2 separate regions of the Mus musculus genome follow, and region 1 is linked to region 2. The links are chromatin loops, found by intact Hi-C in ENCODE. Cell type or tissue: gastrocnemius. All regions are shown on one strand. Links, peaks and the distances in the headings refer to the core of each region. The heading gives the core; the rest is flanking DNA. Region 1 has its middle 55 kb from the start of Ccdc6. Region 2 holds the start of Ccdc6 (coiled-coil domain containing 6).

Evidence for each region. Hi-C counts contacts between places; a loop is a spot of excess contacts. Peaks named below come from ENCODE experiments on the same cell type or tissue, not always from the same donor. Only the 100,000 strongest peaks of a DNase experiment are listed, where the experiment ranks them.
Region 1: a loop joins it to region 2, with 2.1 times the contacts of the local background. A loop is called at or near these places in 7 of 42 quality-filtered maps.

Annotation. Positions count from the first base shown.
Region 1 is chr10:70,040,232-70,044,616 of GRCm38, forward strand. No RefSeq gene overlaps it. Among named protein-coding and RNA genes, the nearest start is that of Ccdc6, 55 kb to the right of the region's middle. In gastrocnemius, for the core only: no CTCF peak of the experiment used is centred there; no DNase peak of the experiment used is centred there; H3K4me3 peaks cover 366 bases; H3K27ac peaks cover 1,668 bases.
Region 2 is chr10:70,094,661-70,099,045 of GRCm38, forward strand. Ccdc6 (coiled-coil domain containing 6) reads left to right here and starts at 2,461. Exons shown (of 9, transcript NM_001111121.1): 1 at 2,461-2,921. The coding sequence starts at 2,640. It overlaps Gm51771 (a long non-coding RNA gene), which reads right to left. Exons shown (of 3, transcript XR_003948903.1): 3 at 1-190. In gastrocnemius, for the core only: CTCF peaks have their summits at 457 and 2,382; DNase peaks (open chromatin) are centred at 583, 2,411, 2,932 and 3,457; H3K4me3 peaks cover 4,000 bases; H3K27ac peaks cover 4,000 bases.

The sequences.
Region 1 (4,385 bases), core at 70-4,069, 54 kb before region 2:
GGGCACACCCACTCTGGGGCTCTGTTTCAGCTGGCCCCTGCTCTCCGCCTAGACTACCAGCTTCAGCAGCTTCTTCTCCATCAGTGACCATTGGCTCCTGGGTGGAAGCAGGCATCCTCCAACTAAAACCACATCACACCCTGTCCCAGATGCAGGCACCGCATCTCTGAGGTTCATCACCAGCTCCTCTGAGGTCAACCCCCATACCCCGCAGCAGCAGCATCGTCTTTGGTTTCATTTCTGCTTCCCAACTTACGCTACTATAAGAAAAAAAATGTCTGAGATATCAAATATGTCAACTTAAAGTAGGAAGTGGGGGTTCAGTCCCGAGGAAGTTCCAAAAGTGGTTAGTTTGGTTTTGTTTGTTGTTTTTGTTTTTTACTGAGACAAAGTCTCATATAGTTTGGGCTGGCCTTGAACCTGCTATGTACCTAAAGATGACCTAGAACCCATGGTTCTACTGTCTACACCTTCTGAACACCAGGATTACAGTGTACTACCACATTTGGTTTTATGTGATGCTAAGGCGCATGGCAGACAAGCATTCTACAAACAAACTACATCGCCAGCCTTGCTTCCAAAGCTAGCTTTATACACTCACCCACAATGATGCCAACAACGTTAAATGAGAATCTTTTGATTCATGGATAACTTTTCACCTCTTCATTATTCAAAAATGCAAGAGTCAGCAGATGTATGAAGACAAATGAAATCCAGAAGCCATGAGGAAAAGCCAGAAAGATGCTACAAGACAGAAGTAGGAAAATTCATACAAGAGGAAGAGCTTTTTTCTCATTATGTCTGTTCTCTTTTCTTCATATGTTTTCCTTGCTATGATCCATCCAGACTCAAACTCTCTCCCTCACTCTTCTTCTTTCTTCGCCCTCTGGAAAGAAGATGAGCCTCAGAGACAAGCTAACATGGAGAAAAGTGAACCAGACAGAGGGAAGAGGACAGAGAAGAGAGGAAAGACATGGGATTCTGGTGATGTCATCTTAGCAACTGCAGGCAGCTGCACTCCAAACTTTTCAGTAACAAGATCTAGTAAGGTCTCTTTGTTTTTTCTTTAGGTATCATAGAATTGGATTTTCCTATCTTCTGATGGAAGGAGTCCTGCTGGAAACTGATTATTAAGTATCAAAAGCAAGCCAATTCCAGACCAGCCTCACCTGGGCCAGACCCGCCTCACCTGGGCCAGACCCGATCCTGCATCTCCAAGTCTGCCTTATTCCAGGCCCCACACAGCCAAATAAGTAGGTAAAGGCCTGACTTAGTTTGAGTTTCATTGCTGTGAAGAGACACCATGACCTTCTTATAAAGGAAAACATTTATTAGGGCTGCCTTACAGTTCAGAGGCTCAGTCCAGTATCATCATGGCAAAAGCATGGCAGCACACAGGCAGACATGTTGCTAGAGAAGGAGCTGAGAGTTCTACCTGTTGATCTGCAGGCAGCCTTAGAAGGGGACTGTGTGCCATACTGGGTGTGGCTTGAGCATAGAAGACCTCAAAGCCTGCCCCCACAATGACCCACTTCCTCTAACAAGACCACACCTACTCCAACAAGCCACACCTCCTAATAGTGCCACTCCCTATGCACCAAGCATTTAAACACTTGAGTCTACAAAGGCCATTCCTATTCAAACCACCATAGGACCCTAGCACTCAAGTCCCTCAAGACATTGATTCCTTGAAGAAATGTCATGAGAAACACTTAGGCTCTCTGGCCAGGTCTCGACTATGTCTCATGGTTCAAGTTTCCTGAGAACAAAGTATAAAGAGCAGGGATTTCATTCATAAGAAATAAAAGCCCAAACCCATGCTACATACTCTCCACCACCTATAGGACACGTTGGGGCTTTGAGGTATAAACTGTGCTCAACCCCACCAGCATCAAACGCATTACAGATAGCATTCTTTCTAGTTGGCTGTGTCCAGTTTAGTTTACTATAGACAGTGATCCAGGAGGATACTAGTAAAAAGGTGGTATCCATGATCCTCAGAGTACAAAAAGACTGTGCTACAGAGCTGGGAAGGGAAGAGAAAAGAAGCCAGATTCAGTAGTTCAAACAACACAAGCCCTCACTGGATTATGCAAGCTAGCCTGATCTAGCAGTCTTCTATGCTAAATGTGGACATGGGCTCATAGCCCCAAGACTAACAACACTTTAACAGGTCCTGCATCCTAGTCCTGTATGTCTCTTTCTTCAGGGTACCAATTTGGGCAAACAGTGAGGAAACCATCTGTTTTCCAAAGAAGCGCTTTGATGTTTGGCAACGGTGTTCCTGAGACTTTATTCAAATGGGGGCACAGTCAGAAGTTAAAGAGTCTCTACATTTTTTTTGTCCTTTATTCTTGAGGACTTTTGAAAATATATACAATGAATATGATCAGATAGGCCCCACCCCTTTTCCTTCCTCCAACTTTCCTGTATTGGATGCTGCATGCTAATACAAAGGCATGCCTGCCGTGGAATGGCTAACGGCTTTCTGACTGAGAGCTGAGACCTGCTCTACAGGAGGAAGTTTCATGCCTGCTTACTGTAACCCTGGTCAAAATCCCACAGTCTTAGAGTAAACACTTTTATTGTTATTTTTCCTAGATGATCAAATTGCCTTCTGGATATTTATGTTTATAGCCATAGACCTAGGCTTCTCTCAACCTTTAGTCAAGGAAGCTTCTTCTCCCTGGATGCAGTCAACAGAGGAATGCCTAACTGGTGAAAGGCCTGAGGAGAAGAGATTGAGTGCTAGCTAGAGAAAGTACCCAAGAGCTGAAGGGGTCTCCAGCCCTATAGGTGGAACAGCAATACGAACTAATCAGTACCCCCAGAACTCATGTCTCTAGCTGCATATATAGCAGAAGATGGCCTAGTTGGCCATCATTGGGAAGAAAAGCCCCTTGGTCTTGCAAACTTTATATGCCCCAGTACAGGGGAACGCCAGAGCCAAGAAGTAGGAGTGAGTAGGTAGGGGAACAGGGTGGGGGGAGGGTATAGGGGACTTTTGGGATAGCATTTGAAATGTAAATGAAGAAAGTATCTAATAAAAAAGAAAGAAAAAAAGAGAGAGAGATTGAGTGCTTAGCCAATGAGACACCTATATCACTCTCCGTACCTCTAAGGCTCAGAAGATATCCTGGGAAAAGAGGCAGAAACCACTAAGGATAGGAGGGGTACTGTAAAGTGCTGTCTTTTGCACACGACATGGTTATAGCTATGACTATAAACTCATAGCATCTGTGGATACCTACATAGACCTGCACAAACCTTTCGTCTTAATAAACTCTCAGGCTGGGCATGGTGGAGCACATCTGGGTCACAGAACTCAGAAGGCAGAGGCAGGGGGATCTCTGAGTTCGAAGCCAGTATAGACTACACAAGCACAGTCCAGATTTAAAACAAACAAACAAACAAACAACAATAACAACAACCCTGTCTCAAAAGACAAACAAACAAACAGACAAACAAAAAGAGTCTCAGGATTCCATCACGTTCTCTGTCCTCATAGATATGTGACCCAGAACAGACAGCTTCAAACAGTTTGCCTGTGTACAGCTTTAATTCAGAACTGGCCCCCAAACACTGGAGCAAGGACATTAAACTATAAGCAAACAGCAGTTTCTTGATTCCCCATGACTCAGAATCCAAACAGCCAGAGACCAGGTTCTTAATGAGATGAGTGACTAAAGCTGACACCTTGAAGATCAATATAGGACACAAAGGCTTGCAGGCAAGGAGACTCAGAGGACCAGAAAGAACACAGCAGCCTTGAGTCCTCAGCAGCATGGCAGAGGGGACTGCTAACATGGCGTAGAGATAGTCAGAGAAAAGAAAGTCGGTCCTCACTTGGCTGATCTGGAAGATGCGTGCCCAGTGAGCTGGGGAAGCATTCTGCATTTCTCAACATAGAAGCATGGTGCTGTCAGACGGAGCCATCTGGAGAGGGTCACACCTGAGCTTGCTGTGTTGGGAAACATTGTCCTCCCCCTGGAACACACAGGCAATGTCTCCATGCACTCTCAAGGCTGTATGTACTCTGTAGAACAGTGTAGCCCCTGGGGAAAGCCACTAAAGCAAGCCCACTAAAAAGTACGCAGTGGGCTTTGGATCAGAGACAACGGGGAGCTTAGCTTTCTCTCTAAGACTGGTGGATCCCGAGGATGTGGACACACTCAGTGGTTGTTCTTGCAGAGGATCTAGGTTCAGGTTTCCCTGAACCCACATGGAAGCCCACAACTATTCACATATCCAGTTCCAGGGGACCCAACACCCTCTTCTGCCCTCCATTGATACCAGGCACACATGTCGTACCTATGCATATCTCAGGCATTTAAAAAAAAAAGATTGGTGATTCAAGTGGCCAGCTAAGGATGGTCAGGACACTG
Region 2 (4,385 bases), core at 135-4,134:
GCGCTCATCTTCCCTTGCCCCTTCTTCCTGCAGGGGACTCAGCCTTCCACCTACCTTCTGATTCATTTCCCCTGGAACGCTGAGGAGTTTTTTACAATGATCCGATCTGTTTTGTATCTGGTGTTTCCATTGTAATGCTATTACAGAACCAGCGTCGTGACAAATCGTCTGTTTATGAGGGGAATCAGTTCTACAAGAAGTAGAAAATTAGGTAAGCTTCTGTTCTGCAGTAACAATAAAAACCAGGATGGGGGAGAAGAATCCTCCAATTTATTCTCATCTGTATCAGCAGGGAAGCTTGAGAAGATGAGAATTTTCTCCTAATATCTTCTCAAGCCGATGATTAACTACAGATACCATGCCAAAACTGTAGTTCCCCTAAGGAAGACCAAGATGTTCTCAAGCTTAGCCTGACACGGGCCCTTTAAGAAAACCAGGCACTTCAAACTCCACCCCTCTGCCGACTGGAAGCCTGCAGGTCGGCTTCCCAAGGCAGTAAGTTTTAGGGATAAACCGGAGAGAGCTAGTCCCCACCCCTCACTCCCGAGAGAATGCTCCAAGGGCTGTAAGCCCTCCAAACCCCGCAATCTGGAGGTGGGGTGAGAAAAGAACAATAGAAACTTGTGAAGTATGGAAGCCACGCCCACCCCAGACTGCCCTGAATAAAGCGGAAAGAATGCAGTTAAACCCCAGTCCCGGGCAGTGCTCCCCTTACCCCATCCATCTCACCCCGCGAGCTGCTTTTCCAGAAGCGTCCTGTAACCGAAGGAGCCGAGTGTCTCCTGTCCCAGACCCAACATGGCAAAAGTCAAGGAGCCAAGTAAACTTCAGTGACAAAGTGGCTCCCTCAGCAGAGGATTATTTACACTGGTGCTCTGCTGCTGGAGAGCAAAGCCAAAGGCTCTCCTGCACTCCCCTGGATTTTTAACTTTTATTGTTACATTTTGCTTCACCGACTGTGTTCCTAGCTCTAAACTCAAGCCTACCTAGGAGACGTCTTGGGGGGTGGGAGGGCTCACCGAAGTTAGCATGTCTGGGTTGTTGACTAGAGGCAGCCATCTTGGTAAACCTGAGGTCAAGGTTTCACCCCTGGCAGGTTAAGAGTTATTCCGAGGTGAGACCAGTTCCTATTTAGCAGTGGGGACGAAACATGTCTAACCACTGGATCCAATTTGGTTTAAAGACAAGGTTATGAGCCAGGAAAGCCATGTAGTCATGGCTAAGCGCTTTATAAAACTATAAAACAGTTGACAGCCAGAAAACACTTTTCATCCCGCACCCCTTTATTTTGCATTTTGTTTCCATGAGTTTGTTCTTCCGTCGACTAAACTTGGATAATAAAGCCCGCCTGGTTAGTTTCACTTTCCATTTTTTCCCCCAGAAACGAAAGCTGTTTTGTATCAGGAGGTGAAGTGTTTAGACCCTTCTCACCTGCTAGGCCTGTTTCCTACAAGCAAGCTCTCCTAAGAGGGAGGGGCCTAACAGTATTTGAATTTCTGATTCTTTGAAGCTGGGCTCTCTACAGTAGTAATTACGGTTTTATTTTTTAGCTCCTGGAGTTTTGTAGGAGTTGGAGAGCAGCGGATAATAATGGTTATACAGTTCCCCTCACTTAATCGTGGTTATTTGTTTAGCATTGTGCCTGCAGTTACTTTGGAAAATTGGTACTTGAAGTTTGTTTCAACCCTTCTGAGATTAAAAAAAAAAAAAAATTAAATAAAGCTCCCGTTTCTTTAACTAGACAAATCTTGGTTTCTTAATCCTATCCCCGTGACCGGTGCAGAGTCTTTGCAGGAGGTAAAGAGAAAAAGGTGGGTGGCGCCTGGTTCAAACAACTGGACGCACCGGGGCCTTGTGGCAAGCTAGGCTAACCTGTGGCTGCCGACATGCCACAACACAGACAGACACACAGAGAGGGAGAGAAATAGATACACAGACACACAGACAGACACACAGATACTCTTCTTTTTCGACCCACTGCAGTGCAACTTTCTGTTCCCAGCCCCAAGCGCGGTCTGCACGGGGCACCCTGGGGGAGATCCACGCGCGCCGGCGCCGATCCAAGGTGCCAGGCTCCAGCTGAGCGGGGGTGGGAGGGTGGGGTGGCCCAAGGAGCCCGGCTGCCCCTCCCACGTGTCCCGGCACCTGCGGGGCTGGCGCTGCGTGGGGTCCGCCTTTCTCCGGAAGAGGCGGCGCGGCGCGGCGGTGTATGTGTGTGTGTTGGGGGGCTGGGGCCCGGGGACGCAGGGGACCCTCCGGGGCGGGAGCACGTGCGCGGGGAGGCGGCGGGGGCTCGAGCGTCTGTGTGCAGCTGCTAGGAGAGCGCTGGGGCTGGGGCTTTGCGGGGACGGCCCCGCGGAGCGCGCCAGAGTCCCGGCGCTGCAGTACTGCCCGAGTCCGGGCGGGGTCTCTGTTCCCTGGCGGAGCAGCTCGCGCGGCCGCGGGAAGCGCCCTCTCTTTCTCCGCCGCCGCCGCCGCGCGTCTGCGCCCTGCCGCCCGCCCGCGCCGCGCTCTGAGCTCCCCCGCTCCCCAGCTCCCCCGCCGCCGCCGCGCGCCCGGCCCCGCGCCCACTCGCCGCGCGCCCACTCGCCGCGCGCCCGGCCCTCGGCGCCCGGCTCCCCGCGCCCACTCGCCCAGCCATGGCGGACAGCGCGAGCGAGAGCGACACGGACGCGGCGGGCGGCGGCCCGGCAGCCATGCAGTCGTCCTGCTCGGCGACCTCGGGCGGCAGCGGCGGGGGCGGCGGCGGGAAGTCGGGGGGCATTGTCATCTCGCCGTTCCGCCTGGAGGAGCTCACCAACCGCCTGGCCTCGCTGCAGCAGGAGAACAAGGTGCTCAAGATAGAGCTGGAGACCTACAAACTCAAGTGCAAGGCGCTGCAGGAGGAGAACCGCGACCTGCGCAAAGCCAGCGTGACCATCGTGAGTGCACCCCGCGGACCAGGGGGGACCCCCGAGTGCGCGCCCCCGTGCGGGGTTGCGGGCCTGCGGGCACAGAGAGCGGGCCTTGGGGCCACGAGCGCCCTCCCTCCCTTGAGGTGTTGGAGGTGCCTAGGGAGACTCCCCAACGTCCCCTCGTCGCCTAGGGTGGAGGTCCCTCCGAGCCAGGGCTAGAGGCTGGCGGCGTGGCTGGGGGGGGGGCGGGGTGGGACTTTCTCAACCCTAGGGTGCCTGAAGGCTCCGAATAGAGGGACACCCTCTCCGGAGCCCCCGTGAGTGGACGAAGCTGGGGTCTGTCCAGGGGTTAGTTGGGGAGACGGGGTGTGCCACTGGGCTGGGTCCCCAGTTGGCAGGAGGACGGCGCTTTGCTGGATCGCCGGCGCTGGGGGAGGGAGAGAGTGGCCCGGAATCCGGGAAGTGGAGTTTTCTGGCCAGGATGGAAAGGGAAGGGCGGGCACTGAGGCTACACCAGCACCCCGTTCGGAATCACTGTCCTTTTGGGCCCGGAGGGTGGGCGGGTACAGAGTAGTGGGGAGTGTAACGTCTGGCGCTGGCTGGGACAGGGTTGGAGCTTGAAACCAGGATGGAGGGTGGCCGCTGGGACTGCCTGGCTGAGCAAGGATGTACGTGCGTCTCCTTCATTGGTTCGAGAGTCTTAGGAGTACTTGCCTGTGAGTCTAGGTACTTGACGGGAACACAGGCCATCTGTTCTGTTTCTACCTGGCCCCTCGAGGCTCCCCTGGAAGAGGGTAAGATTAGTCTGAGATCAGCCTCCTGGTGTAGCCGAGTGGAAAGGCCCCCGTAGCGGTGATGAGGCGAAACGTAACTAGAAAAAGTACGCGTTGTGCTCTCACCTCCCATCCTTGCCAACTCTACATCATTAACATGCAGAATCCCCCACAGACAACCCTATTCAGATCAAAACAGTTTCCCAGCCAGCAGCACGGAAAGAAAATGTCAAGGAATCAAGGAGGATAAATTGCCAGAGCCGCTTGCACACAGCTGATTAGATGAAACCCTTCCAGTGGAGAAAAAGAGATTTGGTGGTGGGTCAGGGATCATATCCTGGAGACGAGAACGGGACAAATTTAAGCTGCCCTTGTGCCAAGAAAAAGTGATATGTGTGTGTGTGTGTGCCCTGTGGCTTCTATATGGCTGCCTTGGTTTGTGTAGCTAGCCGGTCTCAGTCTCCACTAGAGAGGCAGTGTGATTTGCAACCTAAATAGCAGTTGGTCTTGCAGAAAAGCATCTTACTTGCTCTTAACCAGTCCCGTTCTATGCGAGTACATCTCCAGGCAGCAAGTTACTGGATTGGCCTTTTGATAGTAAAGGAAAGCCGTTTGTGGAGGTAACCATGTAAGCCTTTTCTGGGCTAAGAAAGGACTCTGCAGAGTTGCTGTTGAAGAACAGAGGGACAGGACAGTTGGAGGTTGTTGTTTATTTAAA